Regions from separate parts of the Mus musculus genome. Here all the other regions are linked to region 3. Evidence: chromatin loops called from intact Hi-C (ENCODE). Cell type or tissue: heart. All regions are shown on one strand. Links, peaks and the distances in the headings refer to the core of each region. The heading gives the core; the rest is flanking DNA. Region 1 overlaps Mlh1 (mutL homolog 1). Region 2 overlaps Lrrfip2 (leucine rich repeat (in FLII) interacting protein 2). Region 3 has its middle 18 kb from the start of Gm26409. Region 4 overlaps Lrrfip2 (leucine rich repeat (in FLII) interacting protein 2). Region 5 holds the start of LOC115487194 (a long non-coding RNA gene).

What was found. Hi-C counts contacts between places; a loop is a spot of excess contacts. Peaks named below come from ENCODE experiments on the same cell type or tissue, not always from the same donor. Only the 100,000 strongest peaks of a DNase experiment are listed, where the experiment ranks them.
Region 1: a loop joins it to region 3, with 2.6 times the contacts of the local background. A loop is called at or near these places in 6 of 42 quality-filtered maps.
Region 2: a loop joins it to region 3, with 4 times the contacts of the local background. A loop is called at or near these places in 7 of 42 quality-filtered maps.
Region 4: a loop joins it to region 3, with 2.8 times the contacts of the local background. A loop is called at or near these places in 11 of 42 quality-filtered maps.
Region 5: it touches region 3 in a loop (2.4-fold over the local background); 12 of 42 quality-filtered maps call a loop at or near these places.

Annotation. Positions count from the first base shown.
Region 1 is chr9:111,224,518-111,230,813 of GRCm38, forward strand. Mlh1 (mutL homolog 1) reads right to left here. Exons shown (of 19, transcript NM_026810.2): 17 at 5,726-5,818; 18 at 5,323-5,436; 19 at 3,711-4,109. The coding sequence ends at 3,942. Lrrfip2 (leucine rich repeat (in FLII) interacting protein 2) reads left to right here. Exons shown (of 15, transcript NM_001374664.1): 15 at 1-1,150. Among named protein-coding and RNA genes, the nearest start is that of Gm51692, 6.5 kb to the right of the region's middle. In heart, for the core only: no CTCF peak of the experiment used is centred there; a DNase peak (open chromatin) is centred at 4,074; H3K27ac peaks cover 1,681 bases.
Region 2 is chr9:111,147,033-111,153,508 of GRCm38, forward strand. All of the region lies in intron 3 of Lrrfip2 (leucine rich repeat (in FLII) interacting protein 2), which reads left to right. Among named protein-coding and RNA genes, the nearest start is that of Lrrfip2, 32 kb to the left of the region's middle. In heart, for the core only: a CTCF peak has its summit at 2,792 (motif pointing left); a DNase peak (open chromatin) is centred at 2,399; H3K4me3 peaks cover 599 bases; H3K27ac peaks cover 2,598 bases.
Region 3 is chr9:111,090,406-111,096,881 of GRCm38, forward strand. No RefSeq gene overlaps it. Among named protein-coding and RNA genes, the nearest start is that of Gm26409, 18 kb to the left of the region's middle. In heart, for the core only: a CTCF peak has its summit at 2,876 (motif pointing right); a DNase peak (open chromatin) is centred at 2,456.
Region 4 is chr9:111,201,912-111,208,387 of GRCm38, forward strand. Lrrfip2 (leucine rich repeat (in FLII) interacting protein 2) reads left to right here. Exons shown (of 15, transcript NM_001374664.1): 9 at 3,844-3,936. Among named protein-coding and RNA genes, the nearest start is that of Gm51692, 29 kb to the right of the region's middle. In heart, for the core only: no CTCF peak of the experiment used is centred there; a DNase peak (open chromatin) is centred at 3,180; H3K27ac peaks cover 107 bases.
Region 5 is chr9:111,210,130-111,216,605 of GRCm38, forward strand. Lrrfip2 (leucine rich repeat (in FLII) interacting protein 2) reads left to right here. Exons shown (of 15, transcript NM_001374664.1): 10 at 4,012-4,144; 11 at 5,800-5,849. It overlaps LOC115487194 (a long non-coding RNA gene), which reads left to right and starts at 5,856. Exons shown (of 2, transcript XR_003948252.1): 1 at 5,856-5,984; 2 at 6,039-6,476. In heart, for the core only: no CTCF peak of the experiment used is centred there; a DNase peak (open chromatin) is centred at 3,622; H3K27ac peaks cover 340 bases.

The DNA of each region.
Region 1 (6,296 bases), core at 1,297-6,296, 130 kb after region 3:
TTCAGCAGTGGGGAGTCTGTTTCACTCAAATTTATGTTTGGAGGAAAAACCTTTTTTTTTTTTTGAGGGTAAGATATTTAAATTATATAAAAGTTTTAGAAAACAATATGGGGAGTGTATATTAAACTTTGCTACATGGGGCAGAGCAAGTCCAAGCCTGTACTCCAAAGACTAGGCTCCTCAGTCTTCACACCCACTGTGCTGTTCCGTGCGTTTTCATCTGCTGCTTACCTGTGAATGAAGCCTCAGACAAGCTCAAGGGAGGAGGGAGGGACAGTGCAGGCAGGCAGGGAATCCGCCTGAATCTACCTACTAAAACACACCTTTCTGCCATCCACGATTGGCTGAGGGCAGTCGATGTTAAAGAAGCCTTTAGGACAAGTCATGGCTACCATGTACAGTCTTGCTCTTCTTTTCTCAAGATGAGATACTCTGGGATACAGAACTTTCTTCTAGTTTTTTGAGAGAAAGGATCGATGTAGCCCGGCTGGCCTCCACCTCACAATCATCCTCATTGGGCCTCTTTGAGTGCTGGGATTCCAGGCAGGTACTTTCATACCTGGTTCCAGAATATAAAGTCCTTAAGAACTTTCATCTTTAAAGAGCCCAGTTCAAGATACCCCTGCCCCTGCTGTAACCACTTTATAGGGTTTGTGATTCTCATTTGTCAGAATCAAGGTGGTTTCATGGGAATGATTACTATAGCTCAAAGTGTTTACAGAAACTATATTGAGGAAAAAATCTAATGAATCAAAGCCTCTTAATAAATCTAGCCTTGGAACTAGATAATAAAATTAACTCAAAAGTGAATGATAATTGTCCCTTTTTTAGAGTCACTAGCCCTTCACTTTAAGGATATGGAAACTACATCCTGAGCTGAGAAGATCCTGTGCATCTTCTAATAGAAGCAACAATTGTATGGGCAGGAATGCAGATCTCTTATCGTTTCTCAGCTACAATCTGGTCATCCAGCTCTTCACACCTAGAAGGCACCTCTTCCTTTCCACTGACGTCACTCAGCCTGAATTCCTCCTGGGCTCCTGAACCTTCCCTCTGAGGAGCCCCTGCTTGGCCCTAGCCCTTGTTTTAGTCTATTCAATTGAAATGGCTCTATTTCTTCATTAAGATAAATTGTTTTCTTTTAACCTTCTTCATTGCATCCTGTGGTCTGTATTCTACTTTAAAATTCTGGGCATTTGTCCTTGGGCTGACTGTTGTATTTCTGCTGAGGAAGGCTGATATTAAGGTAGCTTGTTTGGGCACTGAATAATGAATATTTTTATTACTGGTTTTAGAGAAAAAGCCCTGGCTAACTCCAGTGGACTAGATTTGACCACCCACCCCAGCAAGTCACCACAGTTTGATAGCGAAGGAAAAGAATCATTTCATATGGCCATGTTGGGAGGAAGAGACAAAAAGGTCCCAGAAATCCAAACTAATTTTCCAAGTTTTAATGGTTCAAAAGAAGTAACAAAGGGGACAGCTGAGGTAGATATTACTGACGAAGCAATTCATCTTGGACGGGCCAGTGATCTGACAGGTAATTAAAGTTCAGGTCCTATGAAAGGCTCTGGAGAAGTGGTTGCTGACATCTCTTGATAGTTTCCATGGCATACTTAGTTCCCCTCTCCAAGTGTAGCCTCACCACTGTTGGAAGTGTGTCATTCTGAGGGGTAAGCTGTCCTAGGAGTGTTATCTACGAGTAGCTTTGGTCCTTTGTCATAAAGATAGTTCTCACCACTTCTGTACTCCTCAATTCCAAAGTTTCTCTGAAACAGAATGACTCAGGAGGGTAAAAAAGATATCCAGAGAAGGGCAAAGTAGTTGCTGAGGCCGCTGACTTTTTTTTGCTTCCCCAGGATCTTCCAAACAAGAACCCCTAGAAACATGTTTACAGCCATGAAGTGGGCTAACTTACCTCTTACCAGTTCAAAGATCGGGCAAGGGTGGTTTAAGTTTTGTCCCTAGTAATTAATTAGTTTTGATTACTGGTAGTGAGGGAGTCTCACTGAAGTCAACACTCTTTTTCTCATTGTTGACCAAACACCTTACACGTAACATAGGCCTGGATAGATTTCTTTTGACTCACAATTTAAGAGTAAAGTCCATTATAAATGACAGAAGGTGTGGCAGAGCTCATGGGCAATACTTGGCAGATGGTTTTTCGAGTAGAAAACCCTTTACTTAGCATGCTGGTCACACTTTTCAAGTGAATTTGCATATCTACATGCTGAAGCTTTGGTGAGAGGAATCTTGACCTTCAAGTCACCTTTGCCATTGCCCAGTACATTAAGGTCCCTCTCTGAGTCTTTGTCTACACTCTCCTTTTCTGCAGCTTTAAATGTGTTCATCCTCCTTGTTTTTTTCTCACCAGACTGAATATTTTTTATCTTCAATTCTGAATTGTCACTATCAACCTCAATAAGCACAGTGACAACCATGTCACACCCAAAGGTTAAGCAGTTTTGAAACTGCCTCTGCCAAACAACTTACCATCAGCCTTACTCAAGGTCATGAAAAGACAGAGCCTGGCCTTTGCCAGCTCCTATTCCCGTCCTTGTTCTCAACCCGCATGAGCCATGCCCTAATGGGCTGTATTTCTCCTAACCCCCCACCAGAATCAAGTTCTGTTTACAATATTCCAAAGCTCCCCGAGCCTCAACTCCAAACTTCTACATCCCTCTTGTAGACCTGTTTCAAAGCCTTTATGCTACATGGCAAGTTTATCTGAGCAACAACCCTGGCTGGCTGCACCAGTGACAAGGGTGTCACTTTTAGGCAGGGTTCGCTACAGAATCAGAATTCATGGGATGCATAAAAGGGATTAATGGAGTAGGGGCGAGGCAGTTCAAGGATGTCTGCTTGCAAGCTGGAAAGGTAGAAAACTTGGTAGCTGTTCAGTCCACAAGGCCAGATGCCTTAGTTGGTCCAATCTGGCATCAGTAGTCTAGAAGATCACTGCATGGAGCCTTGGTACCTGATCTACCTTGGAGGGCAAAGATGTCTGATGGCAGCATCAGGGTAGTACAGGCAGGTGTGTGCTTTTTTCCTGCAATCTTCTCATACCCAGACTATTGGAAGTGGTTCCTGCTGCCAAGTGTAGGATAAGCCTTCCCCAATCAGTTATCTGCTCTGGAAACAGTCATAGACACGCCCAAGCATCTTTCCTAGATACTCTAAATCCAATCAACTGACAAGACTGACTTACGTGCTCTAGACTTCTTTTTTTGAGGCAGATTCTCACTATGTAGTCTCAATTTGCTTGGAATTCACTCTGTAGCCCTGGCTGGCCTCGAGCACATAGATCTACCTGTCTCTGCCTCCCAAGTGCTGGAGTCAAGACATGCACAGTGCCCAACCTTGGGATTTGTTTTGCAAAACTAGAGTTAAGAAAGTTTTAAGATGGATTTAATTAAGCCTGAACCTTGAGGGATGAGATGCAGGAAACCTAAGACATGGACACGGGCTTCTCAAAAATGCTATTCCAGGGATTCTTTTAAAGGAATCTGAACTGACGAAGCTTGGTGTCAGACAGCAGCTTTCCAGACCACCACCATCAGAACATGATTTGGGGAAACTTGAAGAGCTTTTTTAAGAGTGTGTGTAGAAATGCCTCCTCAGTGCCCAGAGGCTTTCAAACTTCTTTTTGACATCATCAACTCTACCCAGTATTTACTAGTTGAAAATCATTTTAGAAAGTTTTCCAATGTGCGGTTATATAAAAAAAAAAAATCACACCAATACACGTGAGTTTATTTGCAGCCAATCCACAGGTGAAGTACATTAAGTTGCAGCACCAATACTGGGATACAGAACAAGAATAGTGAGCACTGGAAACCCTGGAGCTTGGAAACCAAGTGTCCTATTCTGTGGCTTCCAGATTAGTACCATACACTTCGCCTTGGATGGTCATGCAGTCTCTACGGTGGCTATGATTGTATTTAACACCGCTCAAAGACTTTGTATAGATCTGGCAGGTTGGCAAGCTGCAGGACATTGCCATCTTCTGTGAAATGCTTCGGAGGTAGGAGGTGTGAGCGGAAGGCTTTATAGATAATGTGCTCCACAGTCCACTTCCAGGGCTTTGACGTGGAGCCAGGCATGTCACTCTGGAAAATATATGACACACCACTTATCTCCCCACATAATGACAAGACAGGCACTGCGCCTGGAAAGGTCTCAGTGGTGAGTGTGGGTGAGCTGTGCAAGGCTTACAAAGCAGCCTCTGCAGGAGGCTTGAGATCCCACAGGGCTGAGCAGAGGAAACAAGGCTTGTAAGGAAGCAAAGGAAGCAATTATTTAAGGGAGCATGGCCTATGGGAGAGATCTTTATCTCCTCTTCCTAACATTTCTGAGACTGGCTCCTGGATCATAGCTCCCACCATATCTGGGGTGTCTGACCCCATGGAGGGTAAACTTGCCTCACCATTGCTCAGTGTAAGCCTTGGATGCCTCACAAACAAAATGTTGTTTCCCAACCCTCTGGTTCCCATCAAATAAGCTCGACCCTTTCTGTGCTTCATCTTCCCCACCTGGGGCCTCAGCCTGGAACCAGGGCTAATTTCTGTTCACCACTGTATGCACTGAAAACCCTGAGCACACCAACTGTCCTGGTCAGTCAACAGACTTCACCATCACTAAGGTGTATGCATTTAGCAGCTCCTGACTCTTAGAAAGTCCTGAGTCTCTCCCTCCTTCTGAAATGTGAGTGAGCAATCCCATCTGACTGAAAACAGTGACAACAGGAGAAGCCAGGCTCTGTATCAGGCTGGCCTATGAGAGGGATGGTAGCCACATGAGAGGGGTGGTAGACACTGTCTTCCTAGTCAGAAGGCAGAAGTCAGATGCAAAGCAGGGAGAAGCTGAGGTAGACTGAGGGCTGGCCTAGCATCTGAAGACTTGGGGCTAAGCGCTAACACTGATACCTACAGAGCTGCTGGCTTAGAACACTCTGGCCTAACAGCTCCTTTTCATTCTGATATCATACGCACCACTGTGTATCTGACAGGTTCTCAGATCATTCTGGAAGTCTATGTTCTAGTCCAGCAGAAAGAATATTCATGAATAAAAGCTGACCACTGTAAAAAGTTGAGTGTGCTGGTATACGCTATAATCTCAGCACTTAGGAGGCTGAAGCAGGAGTTCAAAGCCAACATTAACCATATGCAAATTCCTGGGCTTACAAAGAAAAGTTGAGGGCTGTTGTTTGAACTTTGTCAATATAAAGTGAGCCGATAGGATTTTAGACATGATTTAAGTCCCATACCCTAAAGTCATGAGACCTGCCCCAGTCCTGGACGCCAGTGTACATTACCACAGTACCTGCTGGCCTGAGAGGGTCGACTCCTCCAGTATATACTGCTTCCGAATGGAGTAAAACATAGCACATTCTTTACTGAGACTTTCAAAACACTCCTTTTCTTCATCCCAATTCACCTGCTCAGAAGGCAACACAAGGCAAGCATTCAGTTCAGTCAGGGCTTTAACAGTTCATCTCTGAACAGGTCACAGACTTGACAGTTCAGAAGGGACGTGGCTTTTCTGGCACTAAGACCTGGCTGGGAAGTATTGTTGGGATGACTAGGGGGATGGGTTGATGGGGGCCTCAGCTGTGGGTTTTTTCTTTTTAATCTTTTCCATTCCAAATGAAGGAATTCTCCCTCTAATACACACGCACGTGCATACACACACACACACAGCTTATTTAGCATCTGCTGCTGTGTACCTCAGTGGCCAGTCGAAGAATGAAGATAGGCAGTCCCTCCAAAGGTGGCACATAGCTGTCAATCAGAAGAGGTAATCCAATCAGGTTCCCTTCCTGCTTGTGGGGAGAAGGCCAAGAAAGGTGGGTAAGAAAGAATGGCACTATGGCTGATAGGTTTCATGTCTCTGGTGCTTCTCCAAGCCTTGGCGTGCAGGTTGCAGGATGGACCCCGTGAGCTGACAGCGTTTAAAAAGAGCCTGTGGTTGAGAACTCTTTCTTCTGGATCTGCTTGCAAATGTCAGGACAGGAAGCCCCAAAGAACAGGGGAAAGGAAGAAATGGAGCGAGTGTTGAGAGTTCATTTACTCTGTGGCCTGCAGCGACTGGGCTTCAGCTTTCCCTCGTGGAAGAGTCCTTTGAGAGGGAACAGCAGGAATAGTATGGCTGTAGTATCTCCAGTGCAAATGAGAAATGGAGGAAATACCATGTATGATAGATACATGCTGCTTCTGAGGGGAGGCCAGCCTTTTTGTCCCAACCTAGGGACTTGACTCTTATCTGAAAAATAACTCCAAACGACCCCACCCAATTTA
Region 2 (6,476 bases), core at 790-5,789, 57 kb after region 3:
CAGGTCAAGTTAGAGTTTTATCTTTGACACCTTTTTTTTTGCTTTATGTATTTGATTTATATTATTCTGTACAAGTTGAGTTTGTCAGAGAAAATAATTCCATGAGTTAGGGTTCTTCCTCTTTGTAATTTTAGTGTTCTCAGTGTTGATTCACAAAATTCATAAATTATTATGAAATAGCAATTTCTTATTTTACTTAGGAGAAGTCAATGTCTTTCCATTTCTACACAGTTAAAAACAATCAAATGTCCTCCTTTCTGATTACTGACTTTACTAGCACGTCGTCTGAAAGAGCTGGTCTAAGTTGTACCTTTACCCAGAATTCTTTCAGGTGTCTTACAGTATGCATTGAGCCAGTCTGTTTCTCCCTTATCCTCAGCAGAGGAGAAAAGGGAGAGAGAGATGGAGCTGAAGCACTCTTTTTGTCACCAGGCTACCCACTGCTGCTTGTCACTTCCTGCCTGCTTGTTACTCCCTTCTGGAAGACCAGTGTTGCTCTCAGAACTTCACTGTCCCTTGATTTGTTGCTGTCTGGAATCAAAGGAGCATGATTATGCTAAAGGGTTCATTTTGTCTAGGTGTGACAGATCCTTCAAGCCCAGCTGTTGCTGGTATGGCCCCCGCCCAGCCCCCCAGCACGTCTATAGTACTCAGAGCCTCCTTTGGGTAGATTGCATCATTGCAGACCCTACGTTTTGCTTTTCTTGGGCTATTTATTAGTTTGTAATCAGATCTCAGTAATTAATCTTCTTAACCTTTGATTTCCTTTTTTATTTGGTAAGATTGTTTTTGCTGTCAAAGGTCTCTGCGTAAAAAAGAAGATAGAGTTTTTGACAATTATGAAAAGAAGAGTTACATTTTCTAGATTTTATTGTTTCAGTTTTATCTAATACATATTAATGCCTATGTTCAGAAAATTTTAAATATTTGTTCCTAAGTACCAAAGCTTTTTTTGTTGTTGTTGTTTTTTCGAGCCAAAGCTTTTTTTTTTTTTTTTTTTTTTTAAATTGTTAAACACTATACATTTCAAGGTCTAATTAAGAAAAAGGACACCTCACATTTTGGATTGAAGTGAAGTTGCTAGGAACATGGAGTAATAACTCTTATTTGTTAATTTGGAAACCATGGCAACACAATAAATATTATGCCTCTTAATTTGTTCTTCAGTGTTCTTTTGGCCCGAGTGCCATGGAAGAATAAACAAAATTAACAGTAAATGCTGAGCACGCACTACCTGAGTTAGTCATTTTTCTTGATGGTTTCACTCTTTTTTTTTTTTTTTTAGACACAATATGACTATAGAGCCCTGTCTGACCTCAAATTTATGATCCTCCTAACTCAAGCTCCCAAGTGCTGGTATTATAGGTTCCTGCCTTCACATACCTAGTGAGTGAGAAAAGATTTACTGCAGCTCAGTAGCCCCAAACTCATAGTGCCTTGTGCCTCAGTTCCCAGATTTTGTATTTTGAATCCCAAGTGTCTGCAGGTACAAGGGTGTGAAACAGGTAGTGGGATGTGGAGAAATGAACTGCCGGGCTAGTAGCTCATGGCCTATTATATGAATATATCACACTGTGTACATTGGGGGAGTTGGAATTGACTTTGAACTCTTTGGGACCACAATTAGATTAGGCCTCCAGGGCAGTTTCCCTAGTCACCACGGGAAGTGTCTGGGGTCTGGAGGAGGGGAGAGCTGGGGAGAAAGTTGCTGTTTGCATCTCTGGAGATGAAGAGAGCCTGGAGCAAGCTGTGGCTGAGGGAAGGGAGAATGGCAAAGTGTGGAGACTTGTGGGAGCTGAGGAGGTGGGCTCAGGGACTGTGCTGTGGAGGGAGGCTAGGAAAAGGGAAAGAGCCTTATGGGCCTTCACCACTTCATCTTCTGAGTTGAGGGACAGTGATAGAAGCTAAAAACAAGAAGAGAGACCTTAAAGTAAAGATTCTATGTTTAATTAGGGATTTATTGAGTCTGAAGTTCTTGTGGGACAGGACCCATTTCTAATAGCCCATTAGATCAGCTGGGTGGGAGAGGAGCCTGTCGTGGACATAAAGATTTGCTGACTTATCAACTGAAGGTAGTATCACCCAGGAGAGAAGATAGAATGCAGAGACAGAAGATTAAGCCTGGAAACTCCAGTTCTGTTAAAACTTTAAGGATCTACAAAAGAAATGTGTGTCCACACAGGATTCAGAAGAGGGATATTAGAAAGCACAGGGAAGACCAGAAGGTGCTAGTGCTACAGGACACCGGCAGTTTTCAGGAGGAATGAGGGGTTAGTGATTTCAGCTGCCGAGAGAAGTGAGATAAGAACTTAGGAATTCCACTGGGTTTGGTAGTTAGAGGTCATTAGTGACCTCTGACTGAGTAGTTTCAGTTCAGTGATTTGGCCAGAAGCCAGACTGTAGTCATTTGAACCAAGTGTGAAGTGAGGAGGGAGCTATGTGAGAACTGGGCTGCCAAGAGAGACTGTAGATCTGTGCTGGGTGCGGATTCCTTACTCAATTTTTTAAGATGGGACAGAACTTGTTCCCAATTTTGATGAGCCAATAGAAGAAGAAGCTAAGATAGGAAAGAAAGACAGGGTAGCTGGGACAGGGTCCCGGCTGGTGAGTCTTAATGGCAGTTTGGAGGGATGTGTTTGAGGGTGATGGGCTTGGGGCATTCTGACCTCAAACAGGAAGGACAGCTCTTCAGTGGGACTTGAGATGAAGGAAAAAGGACAGCATAGAGCCTGGGACGTCTGACTTGGGCAGGAAGATGTGGAGGGAATGCCTCCTTCAGGTCACAAGCTGTATTTTCTACTTCAAGCTCATCTTTAGACACATTTGAAAGATTCCTTCTGTGGTGGGAAAAGCATTGGAGCAAGTGGAGAAATACCTCATGTAGGAAGGAGAAGAAATGTGATATTGCAGAACTTTCTCCATTGACAGTGGATATCATTTCCATTGTATTTCTTAGAAATGCTCTCCTTGCTGTTTATTTAAAACAGTCTGTATTAGTATGACAGTTTTCAGTGGTGCCTACTTTGTTTCTGAAGGCCTCTGTGGTTCATAGAGTATATATGTCCTAAAAACAAAACAAAAGCACCTATTTGTGGTTCAGTAGGTTCTCTTCATAACTTGATGGACCTACCCCAACTTATAGAATGTATTTATGTCTTGGTTAACTCTATTGCCTCTGAAGTGTTAGGTACCAGATTCAGACTATCGTGAAGTAAGCATACCTTTGTTTCATACCAGAAAAGTAGTCTCAAGTGAGATGTGATATTCGGATTTTATCAAAGTAAACAGTGAACACTGCCCAGCTGATGAAGCAGCCCCTCCTTCCTTGTCTATCCAGTGAGCAGAGTTCTAAGAGGCTTGAAGGCCTCAGGTGGGCCTCTGATTGGAGTGCTGCAGGAACCTACAGCAAATTTAACCTGGTCATTGTGCCTGCTAAACTGAAGCAGTTACAGAATCTGAATTTAAAATGCAGAAAGCTTGTGGATGTTTTTGGGTATTGGACACCACAAGGTCTATCAAGACTGTCTATGTTTTAACTTTGAGAAGTTTTACTGTGCTTGTTCCTGGGGACTTCCGTAGGGTGACCTAATAGCATATAGCGGGAAGTCTCAAAGAAGGGAGAAAGTGCAGTTAGAATTAGGAAGCTTTGTAGTGCTCTAGGTGAAAGTGGTAAGAGCTGTTGGGAAGAGGAGGGATCTGCTGGAAGGAATCGAGGATGGATTTAGGAGGTTGGGAGGTCCTGAGGCTTGAGTGGGATGGTGTGGGCTCCCTTGTTGGAGACTAGCGAGGCCAGGCTGCCCACTAGACAAGGGTAGAGTTGTTTTCACTCACTCTGCTCTGCTGCTAGCTCATCCATTAGGTGTTAAGAGATGGAGGCTTTGATTATAGCTGAGCAGTCAGAGTGTGTGGTACTGGATCTGAATCCTCATTGGTTGAGAGCTGAAACTATGATCAAAGATGAGCAGAAAGGTAGGGCAGAGAAAAAGGAGGTTATCTACATCTGGTGTGCAGGAGGGAGTGGCCAAAGAACCAATGGAACAGCCAGGGCAGCTCCACAGAAAAGAGACTTGGAGCTCATTTGAAAACCATGCGAAGCAAAGCTCTGTGGTCTGTCTGAGGAGATTGGCTCAGACTGCATGTATAGACAGGTTGTAGTAGAGTGGGTGAGAGTCTTAGGATGTGGGTCTTGGCTCCAGTGTTTGCAGGTGAGGTGATGTTCTTGACAAGGTATTTGTCCTCTGTACCCAGAGATTGATTTTGTGGATTAGAAGCAATCAGGCATCCAGTCTTGCTAATGAGTCAGTGTACAAATGGCAACAGGCAGAGCAGTGAGATCTCCATTTGCCCACTATCTGCAAAGTGTGGCTTTTTTTTTTTTTTTTTTTGAGGTGGGATCTTGCTATATTGTCTTTGCTAGACTCATATTCCTAGGCTCAAGATTCTCTGGCCTTAGCCTCCAGATCAGCTGGGACTATAGTTATAACCGACTGTGCCAGGTGAAAGTTTGGGTTTTGATTACGAGGAAGTTATTCTGATAATATTGTTTAATTTTAGGTAAGGTTATCCGTTAGCAGACTTACTCCAGTTTGAGTTGGATTCTGATGTATTTTCATAAGCTGATTCCTCAGGCTGTATCCCTGGATCATCATGTTTCAAGGATTACTTAGGGTTTACTTAGTAAACTCAAGTAATTGGTCCAAGAAATGCTATATATTCTGTGCCCCTCTTTGAGATTCCTGATGTTCGTTGTTACTAATATTCTGACTTAAAAAGAAGTTCAACCCAATATTTCCTAACCCTTCTAGGTCATAAAATTTCCGTTCTTCTGTTTATACATTAAACTTTGTGAACTGGAATTTTGCATATTTTTAGTATTTCTCTCTCTCTCTCTCTCTCTCTCTCTCTGTTTGTATGTGTGTGTTTGTGTGTATTTGAGATAGGTTCTCATATAGCCCAGGCTGGCCCCTATGTAGATAAGGATGGCACACTCCTGCCATAGCCTCCTAGGTACCAGGATTACAGATGTTGCCTCCACACCTTGTAACTTGGGTTTTTTTTTTTCTAAATTCACTTTTATTTATTAAGAAAGCTTACCTTATGATATAATCCAGTAGGCTGGCGAGCCGTCTCAGTGGCTAAGAGCATTGAGTACTCTTTCAGAGGATCTGGGTTTGATTCCCAGAACCCACGTGCTGACATACAACTGTCTGCAACTCCGGGCCCAGGCAATCTCACACCTTCTTCTGCTCCTGGTCACTGCATGTGCACGGTGCTCAGGCATACATACAGGCAAAGCACCCATGCACATAAAATAAAGATAAAGATTAAAAAAAGAATATAACTCAGTGACCAACACATGTGCCATTTTAGGATATTGCATTCTTTTAAAATCTGCTTACTGTGATGTACAGTTATCATCTTTTATCAAATTGCAAAGCATTTCATCAGCCCCTGGAGAACTCGCTTCTTAATTAGCAGTCACTCTCTATTTCATCCTTCCCTGGCAACCAGTAGTCTAGTTTCTGTCTATATAGATTTGCTTATTCTTGGTATTTTATAGACATAGAATCTCGTGTCACTTTTCCTATCTGTCTTTTCTCACTCAGCAAAATGTTTTCAAGGCTTATCTATGTTGCAGCCTTTTCTAGTCCATGTTTGTTTTAATGACTGAGTAGTATTCCAGTAGTGGATCCCCCACATTTGTTTATCTACTCACCAGCTGCTGGAATGTTGGTTATCTCTGCATTTTGACTGTTCTGAGCAGAACTGTTGTGAATATTTGTGGGAACACTGCCTTCATCTCCCTTAGGTTCACATCTTTTGGTAAATGCTGGGCTTTATGGCAACTCTGTATTTAACTTCTGGAGAAACTGCTACACTTTCCCAGAGCAGCTGTATACCATTGTACACTGCCAGCAGTTGTGTAGGGTTTGATCTTGCCACATTCTTGCCAGCTCTAATTACTTTCCTTAAAATATAATTTGTTTTGTTAAAACCATTCTAGTAGCTGTGACTGGTGGCTCAGTGGATGTGAGGTCTTTTCCATCTTTTTTCCCCTCTGCTTTCTCATTAACCTTTTTTTTTTTTTTTGGAGTCTTAAAATATGTGACACAGTTTTGGTCAGGTTCTTTCCATTAACAAGCACTGAGTAAAAGCAAACAACAATAATGACTCAAAGCTTCCATATACGTAGAAACGTGTGTCCACACGACATTGTTTCCTCCTGAAGGTTTTTCCATACTCATCTTTTATGAGATACTCTTTTCACTGACTAGGTACCAAGTGTTAGGGATGGTACTTGGCCTGCCCCTGAGCTCCCTGGGCACAGTTGATGGCCTTCCCAGCTCTTGGGCCTTCTTGGTCTCTCTCTAGTTTCTTTCTGGAGGCACTCAGAGCTATGAGTTTTCCTCTTAGGACTGCCTTCATTGTGTCCCATAAGTTTGGGTATGTTGTGGCTTCATTTTCATTAAACTCTA
Region 3 (6,476 bases), core at 823-5,822:
CCCTTCTCTCCTCCCCTGACTCCCTCCAGCTCATTAACTGCTCCCTCCTCTTTATAAACCTGTTACCTGTTATTGATTGATTGATTGATACATTGCTGTTTTGCCAGCATGTAGGAGGGCGTCAGATCCCCTGGAACCAGAGTTACAGACACTTGTGAGCTGCTATGTGGGTGCTGGGATTGAATCCTGGTCCTCTGGAGCAGTCAGTGCTATTCTTGATATACTCTCTCTGCTTTTTTTTTTTTTTTTTTTTTTTCGAGACAGGGTTTCTCTGTATAGCCCTGGCTGTCCTGGAACTCACTCTGTAGACCAGGCTGGCCTCGAACTCAGAAATCCACCTGCCTCTGTCTCCCAAGTGCTGGGATTAAAGGCATGCGCCACCACTGCCCTGCTCTCTGCTCTTTTCCTGCGTCTCGCATGATGTTTTTTCTATTATCTCTCCCTTGCTATTCTTACAGATGGTGATAAACCAGTCTGCTGGCTATGTTCAGACTACTTCTTTCTCTCTCTGCTCTGGTCTCTTCCAGATGCCCTGGTTGTTTTCCTCTCATATCTACAACAAACTCCTTCCCCTTAATCCTACTGTGGAGTGGTCATTGTCAATTTATACAGTTGGTGGGTCACACACATCTCTGTGGACACATGAAGTGATTTTTTAGATTGTTCTCCGTATTTCTGTTGGAAATAGTTAACAGAATCAAGAGACTAGTCAACAGAAAGTGGTTTTTAATATGCAATTCTGCAGAAAGGGCTGCCAGCTTAAAGAAACACTGAAAATGGCGAATGTACCGATTTGGCCCAAGACAGTGGTTTTAAGTATCCACTCCAACTCCACTGTGAGAAATGTTTGTCCTCCCCCTGCCCCTGCCCCTGCCCCAGCCTGGGACTTATCTCCTTCTCAAATTCCCCATCCTATTGATTTGGGACAAAGCCTTTATCTAATAAATCATTTAGTACTTGAGACTGTATCATTCTCTGATCATGGGCTTAGTCCTATAATAGACTCCTTTAACTTTCCAATTCTCATACTTCTGAGACTAGCAGGGACAGCCACCAGCCTGGGGGCTGCGGGGAGAGGGTACCTAGTGCCTCCTCCTTGCTTGTGCCTCTTACTAATGCTAAACATGCCCCATCCAGAAAATGTACTATAGCAATTCATTTCTTACATTTCCTAATTATGACCTGCCTTTCGTTGTTACCCTTTGAGGGAGAATTCGCCAATCCTGGACAAGGCCGGGGGGAAGCAGTGTTTGGTTCTTCTGGTGATGGAGGCTGGGGTAGAGAAGGCTTTGCTGGAGCACCTCAGTCAGGGTTGGGGAGTATGATGTCGCCCATCCATGCCTGGGAGCACAGCAGCTAACAGAAAGAAAGGAAAAGCACTCTGCTGCCTGCCTCCCTGAGGTATGACTGGAAATGATGCTGTAGCCAAGTCCCTGGGAGCCTCTGGGAGCCTGAGTGAGGACAATATCAGATAGTCCCTCTTCCTGGCTGGCCAAGGCCATCTCAGGGCTACAGTGCTCCCATCCCTGAGGTTTTGTATCAGGGTTTCTGCATCAGGATTCTAGGCTTTCAATTCACCCCAGACTTACTATTTCTTTGGAAGTGTGGCTGACTCTGAGCCCTGACCTTAGGCCTGCTCCTGACCACTTTCTGTCCCTCTGTTCTGAAGGGACAGAGCAGAGAGCTCCTTGCTGTGTAATAAGAGACGGGAGTCAAATGAACTACACAACAAACCACCCCGTGACTACAGACAGGAACACTGAAAGTCACCACAGAGAGACTGCCGTTCAGTCTCCAGAGGACAGTGCAAGCATGTGTGAGCCCCAGTCAGCAGCACGAGAATGGAAGCCATCTTGCTCTTGGTGCCGCAGAATCATTTCTGCTGATGAAACACTTGTCTCGGGAGCAGTTGTCTATTACATTTATTTATTATCATAGGGAGGGGGCTGTCATGTGAGTCTCAGTTTGCTTGTGGAGCTTAGAGGACAACCCGCAGATGTCAGTTCTCTTCTTCCATCCTATGGGGCCTGGACTTGAACCCTCATCGTCAAGTCTGGCAGTAAGTGCTTTTACCCACTGAGCCATCTTGCCCGCCCCTGGGAGCAATTTTTATGAGGGAAACATCTTGAGATTTAGATTAGCCTAAATCGAGTCTGAAGTTAGGCTCTTACTCCTAAGAAGGGTGGGTGGGATTAAATGGTCCCATCGGAATTCAGGTCCGGGCTTTTTGTGTTCCGGGCTGACACTGCGATGGGATACAAACCTTTTCTGGGCACCCATCCAGACATGCTATGGGTGTTGACATAACATTCTTGAGATGGGCTGTATCTTCTTACTTAGCAAGGCGACCCCTTCCTCTCACCAAAGACTGGCTCACTAGAAAACAAAAGACAGAAGCCTTACATTCAAATGGGCCAACGCAGTGGTACCATTCATGCCCCGAGGGATCTGCCTGTGGCTGGCCTCTGTCCCAGACAATCTCCTCACTTAGTTCTGCGCCTGCGCTGTCCTGCTCGCTTGACGCCTTGTCTCAGCCGCTGGATGCTGGAATCAGAGCATTAAAAGAAAGATCAGGAGCTTCGTTATTTAGGGAAGAAAAGGGATTTGAATGAAGCACAAGAAGCAGGTGCCTTGTAACAATGTTTTAAACAGAATTTAAAAGCCAGGAAAAAAAGGAGGGTAAACTAAGCAGAACTTGGCTTAGTATCAGAAGGAAGTTTCTAATAATCGGAGTTGTACACCATAGATAATATGATCTTACAAGTAACTGGTTACTTGGTGCCACACCTAATTCTTGCAGTAAGGATGCAAACCTACACTAGTTATTCACTTAACCAAAGGCAACACTGTACCTGTTGTTTCTCCAGCTGGCCACAAGGTGGCGGCAGCAGAGAAGTCCCAGGCAGGTAACCAACGAGAAACCTGGTTCCAAAGCTTACTCCGATCTTTAGTTGTCATAATAGGTGCTGTGTTTACTAACACAAATCTTTATAGGTTTTCAATCATCAAACCTACTGAAAAGTAAAAATAAATAAATAAATCACCAAAAAGCATATTTTTTTACTAGTAAAAAGGGAGGGATCGGAGGAGGTGGTTCAGTTGGTAAAGCTCTTTCAAGGCAAGCATAGGATGTGTGTTTGGAACCCCAGACTCCACACGCAGCTCAGCTGAGTGCAGAGGTGTGTGCCTGTGATTCCAGCCCTGGAGATGTGGAGACAGAAGGGACTGTGACATCTGAGAAACAAAAGGCCCATGTCATGGCTGTCAGCGCTGCCGCATTCCTGACCACAGAAGTTGAGAGGTTACACTTTTTGTTTTGAGCTATTAAGTTTTGGGGTACTTTGTTACACAGCGACAGTCTATGAAGCGCCCCAAAATACCAGCCTCCCTGGCCATATTTACACTCCATTTACTACACTCATGTCAAAGCCGCTTGCCCTGGCCCTTTCTACCCAGAATCTTCTGCCCAGATAGCCCGTGCTTGAATATCTTCTCTTCAAGTTGTTTCTTTTCTTCCACCAAATGGGACCCGGGGATGGGACTCAGGTTTTCAGCTTGGTGACAAACACTTCTCCCCTCTGAGCCATCTCACCAACCCCGACACTTCTGAATCTCATTTCCCATTCCCTGGTAACTTTCTTTCCCTGGTAACTTTCTTATAACTGACCAGAGCAAACAGGGGTCCTAAAAAAATTCAACTCCCAACAACCACATGAAGGCTCTCAACCATCTGTACAGCTACAGTGTACTCATATACATAAAATAAATAAATAAATCATTTTTTAAAAAAAGACTCCTCAGTTGAGAAAATGCATCCATATCACTGGTCTGTAGGCCAGTGTATGAGGCAATTTCTTGATTCATGATTGATGTTGGGAGGGGCCAGCCCACTCTAGGTGGTGGCATCCCTGGGAAGGTGGCCCTAAATTGTATTTAAAAAGCAAGATAAGGCAGCCGGGAGGAGCAAGCCAGCCAGAGAGCATTTCTCCATGGTTTCTGCTTCAATATCTGTCTTGAGTTCCTGCCTTGATTTCCCTCAGTGAGGGACTGTGTGACCTCAGATATGTCAGCCAAATAAACTCTCTCTTCTCCCAGTTGCTTTTGGTCATGGTGTTTATATCAGCAATAGAAAGGAAGCTAAGACAATCTCTTAGGCTGGTTCTACATACATTCTAAGAGTTTCCCTCAAATTCTCCTGTGCCTGGAGTGAGCGTTTCCCTAGTCCCTGAACACCGAAGTTTCCTTCAGATGCCATACGGCCTGAAGGTGACCAGGTAGCCCAGGGTACTGCTGAACATGAAGGAAAACATCCCGGATTTGAGACAGGGGAAGTAAAAGTGGGGTGACTGGCCACTTCCTGGTTCTGTAATCCTGGGCAAGTCACCCCTCCTAATTGTGGTTCCATTTCCTGTAGTGAAATTAATGTTTACCTCGCCTACCCTGCAGGAATGCGGTGGAAAGCAAGACCTTCCTTAAAACCTCATACCTCAGTGACCTAGGACAAGACTGACTTGCTGTGTTGTGACACCCCCAAGTCTGTGTCCACATTTGTCAACTGGGAGTGAAATATCTGCCACAGGGATGATATGTTCTAGAGGCCATAAGAGCTCCTAGAAGAAGGAAAAAAAATATGTGAGAATGTTCCAGAAGGGTGAACTGTATCCACAGAGGTGAAGGAGTGGGGCATGAAGGCTAAAGGCTGGGAAACCCAGACTTTGAGAGACTCAGTCACTTCCGGAAGCCCTAGCAGACCCTCTGTAGCCTGGGATTTTAACTCCTGGACCAGCAGGTTTTCATCACCCTGTCATCTTCTCTGTACCTCTTTTTTTAACTGACTCCTTCTCCACTCTCCCCATCCTCCATCCCCTCTCCCCACGCCTGCCAGAAGCAATTAGGCATGAAGAGCTACACTTCAGTGTCCCAATCATAATTTTTAAGGACTCTCTTCAATAGCTTCCTGTCTTGACTGTTTGTTTTGGGAAGAGGGAGAGGTTGTTATAGAAACCTTCTATGCCTCTCATTCTCAACTGTGAATCTGCAGTCATCTATACCTCTACAAAAAACGCTTTGCTGCCCATAACAGCTAGCCAGCAGCAGCATGGACCTCAGTATGGTCCCCAGTGGCAGCATGGACCATACTTACCTCTTTTTTAGATGTGTGCCTGTATGTGTGTGTATGTGTGCCTGTGTGTATTCATGTGTATGCCTGTGTTTGTGTGTGCTTGTGTGTGTGTGTGTTCATGTGTGTGCATGTGAATACAGAGGCCAGAGACAACTTTGGGCATGGTTCATCAGGTGCCACTCCCTGTCCCACCTTTTTTGAGACAAGGTCTCTCAATGGCCTGGAATTCATCAAGTAAGCTAGGCTGGCAGGCTGGCCAGCAAGTCCTGCCTCTGACTGCCCAGCGCTGAGATTACAAGGGAACACTGTCATGCCTGGCTTTTTAGAAATGTGGGTTTGGGGGATGTAAGTCAGGCCCACAAGCTTGTGTGGCGAGCACTTTATTACACAAGCCTGTCATCAGTCACACGCTGACTTCCTGAGAGTGATGAGTGGAGTCACATGATCAGGTCCATTTCCTCAGCTCCTTGGGACGCTCATGGGCTATCCCAAGCATGGCACCTGCATCCAGTTCCCAAGGATCCCATTGGGACCGGAGGCCACCTCAGGCTCCTGTGCCGGCTCTGCCACTCCCGGGGTGCCCTACCTCTTCCTAGCTCTTCGATTCAGACCACCATCTCCCTCTTAACAATGGCAGGAGTTTAGGCCTCTAATCTTCACTTGTAGAGTTTAACTGGCTTTGTTTGAGGTTTATTAGAGTGTAATTGTAGGCTAGGCCCTGGGGGCACTTCTGAACCTTTGTGTCTTGGTTGTGCCCGCAGGTGCATACAGGGCTGGTCTGTGGCTTTGAATCTGCAGTTTAGTGGGTTAAAAGCCCTAACCCTAACCTGATAATTGGTAAATAATTGTTTGGGCTGAAATGCTACAGTCTGATGGAAATAATAACAGTAACTATCCTTCATTGTTTATTGGGTGCTGGTCACTATGTTAAGTGGAGTCAGGGACAACTACATAAGGGCAAGGAAGTTGATCAGATTCAGGCAGTGACGTAGCCAAGTTAAACATAAGAAAACTAAGCAGACTCTCTATCCTCTGAAATCACTGCGTTCTCAAATCCTCCTCCGCCACGCCTCTTTCGGGTTCTCAGTTCCTCACTGTAGGTGCATCCTGCCCCCCAGCATGGGCGGTGGTAGAACTTCCCTTGGGCGAAACAACAGAAGACGGTGGTAGAATCACCACTAGGAGCAAGAGTTCATCCGGCTTGAACGATGTCACCCTTCCTCTAAGATCCACTATCCAGTGATTTGACTTTTTTATTTTTTAACTTCCAAGATAGGACTTCTCTGTGTAGCCTTGGCTATTCTGTTCCAATAACCAGACTGGCCTCGAACCACCTGCCTCTGCCTCCTGCCTC
Region 4 (6,476 bases), core at 617-5,616, 110 kb after region 3:
TGCAATCTTGTATCATCCCTACCCCACCCCAGTCAACCCTCTCCCAGCCACACCCTCCCAGAATCCAGGTGAGCCCCACACCTTGGAATTAGTTGCTGTGTTGAAACTCTTAGCTATTGGTTCCCTTTCCACCTCTCCCCAGTACAGTTTAGATTTGAGGAAACTTGATTGCCTGTCCTATAAGCTTGCCTTTCTTAAATGCTTTTTTTTTTCATTCCCACAGTGTCTTTTGGGGGTGGTGGTGGGGGCGGCGCAGGGTGGTCCCTGTCCTCTTTAGTTCCTGTGAACAGGATGTCAGGTATAGAGATGTCATTAAATGTAACTGGAGCCCTTTTTTTGCAAGCCTGCTTCAGAAGTGGCATGGTCCTTTTTACAGAGCCCAGGTAGCTGGCTGTTTAGAGCGTAGATCCAGTTCCAAGGAATCTGATACCCCCTCCTGGCTTTCACGGTTACCAGGCAAGAAATTGATGCACAGTCATACATGCAAGCAAACACCCATACATACGAAAACATGAAAAAAATGATTCAATTCATATATAACTTCCTAAAAGCTATGATTCAGTGGAGTTTAGTATATTCACATAAAGGTGCATCTGTCACACTCACAAAGATATTGACATTCTCTCAAGTAGAATCTGAATCTTCTTTAGTCATCGTCTTCCTGTGTCTGATCCTCTGGCCCCAAGTAACTACTGATCTTCTTTGTGTTTCTGTATTTCCTCATTCTAGACTCTGATATCAACAGAATCATAAAAGGAACCATTTTATGATTGTCGTCTTATACTTAGTGTAGTAATCCCGAGTCAGCCATGTTGTGGCATTCATATAAGTGCTTCATTTCTTTCTGTGACATGTTAACATTCCATCTTTAGGGTAGCTACATGCGTTGGGGGATCCAGCAGCATTAATTGATATTTGGGTTGTTTTTCCCTTTGGCCTTTCGTGAGAAATGCTGACACGAACACCTCTGTAGTTTTTGTTGGGACATTGCTTCCCTTTGTCTGATTGCTTGGGAGTGGGATTGTTGGGTAGCCTGGCAACTGCACAGACCCTGAGAGAGCAGCGGACTTTGGGAGTAGTGTCGGCATTTCAGCTGAGGTGCTGCTGGCTGTTCTTAACCAGATCCTCTCTGCTGTTTGCCAGTGTTTGCCCTTTCCTGGCTGGCCATCTAGAGGATGGAGCTCTGATTTGCATTTCTCTGATAAAGCTACTGGTTTTGAATATCTTTTCATGGACTTTTGGTTTCTTTTTGGAAATTGCTCATTTTTCAGTTTTTATTACTGTTGGAAGACTATCTTTCAGATAAAGGTTACATAACAGATAAATGACTTTAGAGCTCTCTTCTCGAAGCTTTAGATTTCTTTTTATCCTCCTTATCCTTTGTGGCCTTTCTATCTTTTATCATGTCCATACTTAGGATCTTAATTTTTTATTACCTAGATGAAACAATTTGCATAGTTTTGAAAGTCAAGATAAGCCGGGCGTCTCAAGATAAGCTGGGCGTGATGGCTCACGCCTTTAATCCCAGCACTCGGGAGGCAGAGGCAGGCGGATTTCTGAGTTTGAGGCCAGCCTGGTCTACAAAGTGAGTTCCAGGACAGCCAGGGCTACACAGAGAAACCCTGTCTCGAAAAACAAAAACAAAAACAAAAACAAAAAAGAAAGTCAAGATAAAGACTCCTTTGCTTGTGTAGTTTCAAAATAAGGAGTTATACATTCACAGTGACCTATCATCCTTTATGAAGTCTTTATAAATTTTGTTCCTTTTGATGCTCAGATTTCCCCACTACTGGCTCTTGTGAGCTCCTTTTCTGCAGATTCCCAGGTACTTTGGCGAGTTCCATGCTTTCTGACAGATGAGCATGCTCTGGCCTTATCTTTAGCATCCTTTGTCAAAGGAGAGCCTCCATGTTCTCCCGCAGGCCTGGGGCTGCTCTTGATGCTCAGTCAGCCACTTCATGGCCCTTCACTCAGAATGTGTATGTGGGCTCTTGCTTGTTTGTCTGACAAAATGCACTATGTTGTGATGGTTCATGTTCATATGCATGACTGTAGGGATTATATCCAGTCCCTGATGGTCTCCATCTCCTCTGCCCTAATTTTTACTGCTGTACTCCACGTCACTCAGAAAAGCAAGGTCACAGTAACACTGGTGTAGTTATAGGAAGCAGCCACAGTGCTTGACTTTGCCTTTAGTTTGGGACAGTAGGCTATGCATAGCCAAAATGCTGTTTTTTAAAAGTTACTTGAAATAGATTTAAAACAAATTTTTTTATTATGGCAAAAACATACCACAATAAAGTTACCATTTTAGCCATTTTAAAGGGTGTAGTTCAGAAGCATTTTCTATACTGTTCTATGTGAAATCTGTATGTTTTAATTTTGCAAAAGTAAATTCTAAACAAATTAAGTTACTAGAGACATTTGGGCCTTTCTCTAGTCCAGGCTACCATTCTGCCTTCATCAGTACATGTCCTGACTCACAACACGCAGCCTGGAGCTCCTTCGTTCACAAGGCCTGATGAACACTGTCCCCATCTGTGCCACATTTTACCCCATCAAGTATTTATTTGCCTAGATGTGGGCTTTTTTTTACCTGGAGCTACACTTTAAGTTGAACTCTGACCCGTGTAAAGATAGGTAGATCTGAAGTCAAACAAAGGACATGAATTTAAATTTTATCTTTTTCATCCTGGTTTTCCTCTTTTTTTTCAGGGGAATTCTTTTTATTTTATTTCTATTTTTTTAAAAATGTCTTTCATTTTGTTTTGTGTATGTCTGTGCACCATATGTATGCCTGGCGCCTGTGTGGGTCAGAAGAAGGAATTAGATCTTCTGGAACTACACTTAGAGATGGCTGTGAGCCACCATGTGGGTGCTTGGGAACAAAACTCAGGTTCTCTGCAAGAGCAACAAGTTAGTTCTCTTCCCTGCTGAGCAACCTCTCTAGCCCTGGGGAAGTCTTCTTACGTTTAGTGATCGGTCTTTCCTTTTATAAGCCAAGAAGATATGCTAGCCAATTTTGATTAAAAAGAGAGCTGCAACATTTGAGATGGATGGAAACACGTCCGTTTGTGCTCCTCCCTTAGAGAACAGCAGCCCTCAGTGAGTGCTGCTCTGCTTGCAGCACACAAAGCTTGGCTGATTTCTCTGCTGCAGTTACTCCCTTGTGCCCATTCCTGGTGTTTGCAGTGTTTCTGTCCAGAAGTCATCCTGCAAACCGTGTGTGCTGACTCACAGAGCGACTGTTTCTCTTCCTTTGAGCATGTGTGGTGTGGGAGCTGTTCCCTTCTTGTTTCCTGGACTTTAGCCTGGTTTTCCTTTTTCTCGGTGGGGTTTTGTTGTTGTCACTGTTGTTATTTTAGGAGTTCTCCAGATGGGAAAAGCATAATAAATCTTTGACTCTGAACATAAAGGACGATTTCTTGGGTAGATTGTTATTCTTATCTTTACTCTGTGGTAGCTTTTGCTATTCTAACAATTTTAACTATTCTCTTGCTCCACTTGCCCGTCTTGTTTTGGATTTTGGAGCCCTCGACCTCACAGTCACTCATTTAAAACCTCTCCACTCTGCTTTCTGTTTTGGTGCCTTTCTCCCTTCCTCACGCAAGATGGAGAATTCATGTTTGACACTTCTCATGCAGGTCGGCCGTCTAGGTAGGTATGATTCTGGAAGTCACATGGGACCTCTGTGTTAAATTACACATGCTCAGCTTGTGTCTGTCCCATGACCTCGGTAACGACAGCAGTCACACCTGATCTCCTGACCTCTATGTTAAATTACTCATGTTCAGCTTTGTGTCTATCCCATGACCTCTACCAACTGCCTTTTCTTAATAACAGGAGTTAGAAAGGCAGAAACACATGTGCAGCGTGCTGCAGCATAAGATGGATGAACTCAAAGAAGGCCTTCGGCAGAGGGACGAGCTCATCGAGGTATGTGCTTCAACTGTGGAAATGCTCCGTTTTGAAAAAGGAGTTGGCTAGGATGGTGGTGTGTTTGTTGGAAGACTGTTCAAGTCCTATAAAGCAGTGTTCTCAGCTTTCCTAACGTGACTCTTTCATTCCTTATGTGGCCTGGTGACCTCCAACCATGAAATAATTTCTGATGCTACTTCATAACTATAATTTTGCTACTGTTATGACTTGTAATATTATTATCTGTGTTTTCTGGTAGTCTTAGGTGACCTGTGAACAGGTTGTTTGACCACTAAAGGGACCATGACATACATGTTGAGAACTGCTGTTATGAAGTTTACTTGTGTCAACTTGGCTCTCTCAAAATATTTTGAGAGCCGGGTGTGGTGACACACGCCTTTAATCCCAGCACTCGGGAGGCAGAGGCAGGCGGATTTCTGAGTTCGAGGCCAGCCCGGTCTACAGAGTGAGTTCCAGGACAGCCAGGACTATACAGAGAAACCCTGTCTCAAAAATTTTTTGAAAATAACATATAAAGTCAAGCATAAAAAATGAATGTTTAACAACTCTATAAAATTCTCTCCTTTAATACTAGGAGTTTTGGCCAATGTCTTTTATTCGTAAGCACTTTTTCCTGAAGATATCCTAGGAAGTTGGAAAGGGATATATTATATAGACCATGGATTCTCTGGGTCCTAGTGCATGCTCTGCTATAGGACGAGATTCTTGAGTGAGAATTCTAACCTTCACTCAGGTGGATACACTTGAGGTAGCTGAAGAAAAGGAGGAAGTTGTATAGATCTTTCTTTAGACTCCAGGGCTTCAGGGCTTCAGCTCTCCGCTGTGGAGGAATTCAGCCACACTGAGGCAGCATCCCTTTGCAATGGAGGGTAGGCCGCAGCACGTGGGTAGGCATTCATCCACTGCCGTCCCTGCTGTGCTCAAGTGTTTTGGTTTTAGGAAGAATTCCATGTGAAGATAGTAAGGCTTGATTTTTGTCATTTGTCACCAGTTTCTTGGATAATAAGCCCAGGGTGCTGGATGCAGATTTGGAAGCCTTAGTCTTTGTATGTTTTCAGTTTCTATTTTTTGGAAGTCAGTATCTATTGAAACCCGAGTTTCACATGTAATGCCTTTAGGTCTCAAGAACTAAGATCTGCATAATCAAGTGGAGAGTGTGGGAGTAGGGGCAGTGTTGCTGGTCATTGCAAGACAGTCTCTCACAGACGTGCCTACAGACTGACCTGATAAAAGACGATTATACGCACCTGAGACTTCTCCCCCAGGGGATTCTAGGCCACGTTAGTGCTAACTAGGAGGACATCATTACTCACCAGAAGACTTGATTGAGCACAGCTAAGTGTTAAAATCATATCTTTCTAAAAACTAATTTTTTATGTTTTATGATATTCTTGATATTTTAGTTTTTGCCAACAGAAATCAAAATGATCAAGCTGAGTTATATCTGTCTTCTTTAGTTCTGCTTCACCACGTAACATTCAAAGATACAGTTTCCTCTCTGGTAAAGGATTATTTGTTCATAAGCAAACACAAGTTTCCTTCTGTAATATAAGCGGGCTCCCTGTTTGGGTAGAAGGGCAGTCATCACAGGATGAATATTCGAGAGTGTGTGCGTAGGAGTGAAGGCCGGATGGCTGCCATCGAGCTGTGCTTGGAACGGTTATTCTGATGCCTTTTTTGACATTTGTCCTGCCCTCCGTTCTTGTGGTGCTGGGGATCAAACTCAGGGCCTGTACACACACAGCGCATGCTTGGCTGCATCCTGTCTTCCCTTGCTGACTGCTGCAGGCCAGCCAGGAGACAGTGGCTGTCACCTTTCCCTTTCCTGTGGATCCTAGACTTCCCCTCCTCCCTGTTAGAATTCCCCCACCTCCTTCTGTTTTCCTTCTTCTAACTCCCTTGCCTTCTTCTTTCTGCTTTTATTATTTTCCATCCCTCTTCTTCAGGAGAATCAGCGCCTCCAGCAGAAAGTAGACACCATGACAAAAGAGGTGTTTGACCTCCAAGAGACCCTGCTCTGGAAAGATAAAGCACTTGGGGTATGAGAGGAGGTGGGGCTTTGGAGAAGCTCGTTCCTGAGGGATAGACCAAGAGAATTTAACTCAGACGTGGCCAAAAAGCCACCCTTCTACCTGTTTAGTCAGTATGGATAAGCAGAAGACAGAGAATAACTTCTTTAGGAAACATGGTAGTGTGCCTAGAGAGAACTTCTCTTTCCAGACTCCATGCTTGCGAAGCTCACAAATGGAAACCTTTAAAAGAAGTGGTCTTCATTCCCCATATAATAAGGATTCTTACCCCACAGCAACCACAGGCATCTGATGCAAATTTCGTGGGTTGTTAGATATGCTTACATTAGATATGCTTACATTATAAAATATGAATTGAAAAAGAAGATGGCGTGGAGGGAGAATGTTAGCTTATAGATTGTTGGTGAATAAAATAGGAAGGGATTACAATTCAGTTTAATTATGGAAATGGATAGGAATGTAAGGTCATAGAGCTGCCAAACTGTGATACCACCTCTAATTATAGCC
Region 5 (6,476 bases), core at 922-5,921, 120 kb after region 3:
AAAGTAAATCTTTTTATACTGAGGAAAGTTAGGATTCATGTTCAAGTGTAAGAAATGATACCAAGATATCCCTGTGTTCCCTTTGCTCACAAATGTCACATCTTGCAGAGCTGTAGTACAGTGTCACAGCCAGGCCATGCCTGGTGCAGTGAAGAACATAGAGCCACCTCCATTTGTCCTTTTTATAGACACCCATCTACCACTGCCCTCCAGTCCTGAGAGCCACTCTGTAATTTTGCCATTTTAAGAATGTTGTATAAATAGAAACCTATGGTGTGTAACATTTTTGGGCATAGATTTTTTTTTCCATTCAGCATAACTCAGAAAGTTCATCCAGTTGTAAGAGAGATTTATCCCCACCATAGCTTTTCTTTACATTGCGCCTATTACAAATAATGATTTGCCATCCTAACCATTGGACACATCAGTGCACACTGTCCCTGTCCTCTCCAGCTTACAGTCTGGACCCAGAATGCCTCACCCCTGCCAGCCACTGCTCCACCCTGTCCGAGTTAACTCCGCAGGCTCCTCATTGAGGTGCGGTCATAGAGCACTTGCCTGTTTATGGCTACTTGATTTCAGCAGCATAAGATCCTAAGCTTCATCAGCAAGGCACTGCAGTATGTGTGAGATCTAATGAATCTCAGTCTCTCTCTCTCTCTCTCTCTCTCTCTCTCTCCCTCTCCCTCTCCCTCTCCCTCTCCCTCTCCCTCTCCCTCTCCCTCTCCCTCTCCCTCTCCCTCTCTCCCTCTCCCTCTCCCTCCCTCCTTCCATCCCTCCCCTTTATGTGTATGTGTGTATGTGATCTTACTATGTAGTTCAGGCTGACTTTCCCATTTCCTTCTCAGTGCTGGGGCTCCAGGCATCCTTCACCCACACTCAGCAAATGTTCTTACTTTTTTAAACTGAATGGGATTTCCCTCATCTTTGTATCAGATTTATCTGTTGATGACCCCTGGGCAGCAGCGTCCATCTCTACCTGCTGTGGACATGTAGTGCAGACGTCTCTTTGTGCTCTGTTTTCAGTGATGCTGGGTCTATCCCAAAGCCACTTAGTAATGCTGTTTAATGTTTTTGAGGACCAGCCATTCTGTAGTCCACATTCCCCAGAGCAGTGAGCAAGGGTGCATGGTCTCCATTTCTTCACCAGCACTTGGTGCTTTTCTGTCTGGAGCTGTTACGTCATCTGCTTTTACTCTTTGCTCTTTCCAGTCCCAGGGATAGAACCCAGGCACGCACTCCTGACAGGAGAATGCCCTACTACCGAGCTTTTTTTTTTTTTTTGAGACAGAGTCTGTGTGGACCAGGCTGAATGCACACGTCCAGCTTCCTTTTTATTTGCTTCAGCTCCCAGAGCACCGCTCATCTCTAGCTTCATTTCCAAGACTACAATCTAATGACTTAGTCAGGAAGCAGCCTTCTCTCCCTCCTTTCTCTGGTGATACCAGTCCTCTCAGCACAGGCCTGCACGTCTCACAGGTTCTCACCTAGACTCGAGTAGTGCACATAAAAGGCCTCTGAGCTCTTGGCAAACCCAACCACAGATAATTCTCATTTTCAATAACTGCAGTTATTTAACTGGTTGCATAGTATACAGCCTGCTCTACATCTCTGTTAGGCTCTTTGTTGCTAAAATTAAATGTTAGATCTTTGACAAAGAATTATTTAGATCTCTGCAAAGATGAACTCTGTACTTTGATCTCTTGGCAGAGGCAATTGCTGCCTGCAGGCCCAGGGCGGTGGTTATGCGGTCAGGCAATACAGAGAATCTCAGATCTAGGATAAATAAATACATTTGACCCAATTATAAGGTATTTCAGTAGCTTTCAAGTTTTGTGGTGAAGTGAACAAATATACAGGATATATTTTATTTTCCTAACTGTAATTATGGGAAGAGGAAATTTTAAAATCTAAAAGTAAAACAAAACCCAGTACCATAATTTTGGAAGGAGGTACAAAAGCCACGTACTGGTGTTTGTTGGAATTCTTGAGATTGGTCTATTCCTGAGGTTTTGTATGCAGTGGGGTTATTGAGAAGCACTTTGTTAAAGTGACCCCCTCCTCGGCTACATGTCATGATTACAGCACAACTGCATGCTGTGCTTTTGTAACACACATCTAACCTGTGGTGAGTGACTGCTGTGCCTACAACACCCAGCTAACCCACAGGGTTCAGACAGGAAGTGTCCTGGGCTTGTTCTAAGGTGTCATTTGTTGTTAAGGGCATTGACAACAGCAGCAAATGTTTAAGGCTTCAGAATCTAGAGTCTCACATCACTTTACAGATAACTGCAGATAGAGCAGATGTGTGACTTTCCACCATTTTGGGGAAGAAGTTAGAGACTGACGGTACAGTGTGAAAAGTAAGGAAGGGCTTGTCTAAGGGGCATTTCCCCAGCATCATGTGGGATGAGCGTGAAAGAAGAGAATGCAGCCTCTCTAGGCTGTGCTGTAAAGCCACACGACAGGGCTTTAGAGCCAGAGGGAACTGCATTCGTCTTCTCCCTTGCTGGCTACTTTGGGCAGGGAGATGAGTGGTGCAGGGCAGAGGGCGAGCATCTCCATGAGGTCATCTATCCACTGCTACAGTCAGTGCTATGCAGTACTGGTACTCACAGGTAGCACCATGAGGGCTTTGTATAAATCACCCAGTCAGGGCCAGGCATGTTGATGGACACATGCCTGTTTTCCCACTGTGGGTATACATTGGAGGCCCAGGACTACATAGCAAGTTCAAGTCCAGCCTAGGCAACATGAGAGCTTCTGTTAAGCAACAAGAACCACCAGGAAACACTTTTTAGTCACCAAATAACCAAGCAGTTGACCACTTTTGACCTGGTGATGAGATAAAACATTAAATGCATGAAAAATATGCAGTAGAAGAACCAGTGCTCCCGCCAGGCTGCTGTGCTCCCTGCTTTCTCATCCTGGGTGTTAGAGTGTGGGTCCAGAGCCACCCACCTTTTCCAAACTCTGTAACTTGCCAAGTACAAGCAATCCTCCAAGGCTAGCATGTCTCTGAGGTGGGTGCTGCTGTTAGGCCTTCCGTTTGTCAGATAGCTGTGTTGGATGACTATTTCAGGGCCCCAAGGCTAGATTTGAAACCCCTGACCTCTTACTCAGCTGGGCTAGTGTTCACTTTGTGTTTATTTTGTTATTTTTTTCTCATTTTCTCATTGTATCAGAAAAACAAACGAATTATACTCGTGTATAATTAACATAAGCAGGTTGTGGAGATTCAGGTGATGTCTGAGTACTTTGCTCTAACACTGGGGAACAAGCAGCCAGTATTTAAAATAATTTATCCAGACTCGCTTTTCTTCCCAAACTAATTTCATCTTAAAACATTAAGCATATTCTTAACAAAACTACTCTTGTTTAACATGAAATGAAATGTGTGTTTTTTGTTGTTTGCCAAATGAAAACATACTGAGGAAGTAAGGCAGGAAATTTTTGTGTGTAAAGATGGTCTTCATGTGACAAGCATGTCTTGCCAAGTTCCTGCATGAGCCTGCTTCTGTTTAAACTCTCCCCAGCTGTGCACGCGGGCTGTCCCCACTGCCTGGTCACCGCCCCCAGGCTTCTAACCTCCTGCTGTAGGCCTTCCTGCTTATCGGATCAGTCACCTTTCTCTTGCTCTTTTTCTATGCTGTTCTTGCCCTTGCTACCCTGCCTAAAACCAGGCCCTAGAGAAACAGAAAGAACACATTGCCTGCCTCAGGAATGAGCGAGATGTGCTCAGAGAGGAGCTGGCTGACCTGCGGCAGACAGTGACGACAGCAGAGGTATGTCAGCCTGGGCCTTCTGCCCCTCCTCCTGCCTTACTTCTTTTCTGACCATAAACAACAGCCTAGATATGATGATTGAGCCGTTTCCTCCACAGAGGTATATCACATAACTAATTTCTCATTAGCTTTTACCCATGGCAAACATTGTTACAGAGATGCCATAATAGAACTTAGTTTCTGTGTGGATTATCATTTGTAATACTAAGTTTTTCCTTCTCCACAGAAACATGGCTTAGTTATAATCCCAGACAGCACTCCCAATGGTGATGTCCATCATGAGCCTGTGGTTGGAGCCATTACTGCTGTGTCTCAGGAAGCTGCTCAGGTCTTGGAGTCAGCAGGAGAAGGGCCACTAGGTGAGACACTACTTGCTATTTAGGCTTGGATTGGTGTCGGGCTTCCAGCTGGGGTCAGGGTAGGTGCAGAGAAGGAATCTGGGTGCATTGCCCTTAGGCATTCTTGATTCTGGGAAACCAGCAGTGGAGTCTTCATGAGGGGAGCACTGCAGCTTTATACACCTCTCCTTTTACTTAAAATAGACTTTGTGCAGAGTCCAGTGTGCCCATCCTGCAGGCAGCTCAGGGCTGGTGGACTTCCCAGCATATGCTTAGCCTCTTCCTGGCCCACATGGATTTAGAGTCTAAGCTTATCCTAGGACTTTGCCACCACTTTTCATAACGAGAGATTGATGATGGAACAGACCGTACTGAGTGAAGTGTGACTTCCAGAGCAGGGCTCGAGAGTAACCCTGGAGAGTGGGATGACAGCTTCTCTCCAGGAAGCCACAAAGGGGTCCAGCTCAAATGTTGCCCTATAATAAATCTTACACTAGGGGAAGAAAAACAGCACAAATAGATACGGTGTCATCAGTTTACATGTAATTTTTTTCTCCTTTACCTGGGTGAGCAGAGGAGAGACCCTGCAGGCATGTTCACCTCTGATATTTAACACGATGATGTCATTTGTAAGCCCACACTTAGAAACCACTCAAGTTCAAACCAAACCAAACCAAAAACCTCTTAAGTCAGTTTACTGTTTTGTTGTTGTTCCCATTTATGCCGTTCATAGCCTGATACTGTAGAGAACTGAAGACCACAATGGGCTGGCCCTTGTGGGTCCCTCCACCTTTGGGAACTGGAACTCACCCAGCCAGCCTTATTCATTATGGGTTTATCGGCCAGCTGTGAACCGCTGCTTTAACTGAACTAGCGGTGTTGCCTCCGCATGTGGGGTCTGTTCCCGCCCAAGGAGCAGCTGCCCTGGGCATCTCCCCAGGCTGGAGCCCATGCTCTGTATGCTTGATCCCCTTGTGTGCCTCAGTAAGTTAGCCGTGGGTTTAAACTTCACTTCAAGCCACTCTGAGTTTTCTGATCCATAAAGCTTTGTTTCGCCTTGAGGGCTAGAGTGCCTCACCCACCTGCTCCCACTTAGCCATTAGCCCACTGGTACCTTACTCCACACTCCTGGGTCCCACTCTTGAGTCACAGTGTGGCAGACATGGTAATTCCATAACTGAGAACCTAGGGAGTTTGTTTTTCATGTCTGAACTCCCGCTTATAAGTTGTGGCTGCCTTACCCAAAGCTTTCACCAAGTGTTATCAATTTCCATCTCTCCTTCATTCCCAGGCTGTCTTGCTAAAACAAATGGAGGAAGGGAACCCTAACCCGATGATTAAAAGACGCTCCACAAATTCACACCCCCAAATTAAAAAAAAAAAGAGTGGGAGACTCTAAAGACAACTGGGAAAAGCTTGTACATTTTTGCAGCAGCAGCAGCAGCAGCAACAACAACAGCAACACCTGGTTTCCTCTGTACCCCAGTTTGTCTCTAGGCAGAGAAAGTCAGTGCTCTGGGAACAGATACTTTATTTGATAGTATGAATAAAAGTATTCTTTCTATTGCAGTGAAAGCCTTTGTATCTTTTCCTGTTCAGATTGTAAATAGTGTAATTTATTAGATGTTGGCACCTTTACAAGTTCAGTTTACAGCCTTCCTTCCCACTTGTTCCAGATGTGAGGCTACGAAAGCTTGCTGGAGAAAAGGACGAGCTCTTGTCACAGGTAAGATGGCTACTCATCCTGTCACAGGTAAGACAGCTACTCATCCTGTCACAGGTAAGACAGCTACTCATCCTGTCACAGGTAAGACAGCTACTCATCCTGTCACAGGTTAGACAGCTACTCATCCTGTCACAGGTAAGACAGCTACTCATCCTGTCACAGGTTAGACAGCTACTCATCCTGTCACAGGTAAGACGGCTACTCATTTGAATCTATTAGTTTATCTCAGATAGGCGATACAGTGCTAATAAATTAGAATGTTCATTAGAAGTTAGAAATAGCTGGATGTAGTAGTGGTACATGTCTTTACTCTCAGCACTCAGAAGGCAGAGGCTGGTGGGTCTCTGTGTGTTCAAGGGTAGCCTGGTCTACATAGTGAGTTCCAGGACATAGAGAAACCCTGTCTTGAAAACAAACACAAAAAACTGAAAGAAAAATTTAGAAATATATTTCTAACTTTGGTACTCAAGTGACATTTAAAGGAAGAAAAGCTAATTTATGTTTTGTGTCTCAAAAAAGAATGTATAGGATACATACAAAGCTTGCTGCCCCACCCTTCCACCTTCAGCCTGACCATCTCCACCCTCTTTTAGCTGTCCCTCAGTATGAGTCACTGACTGGATGATG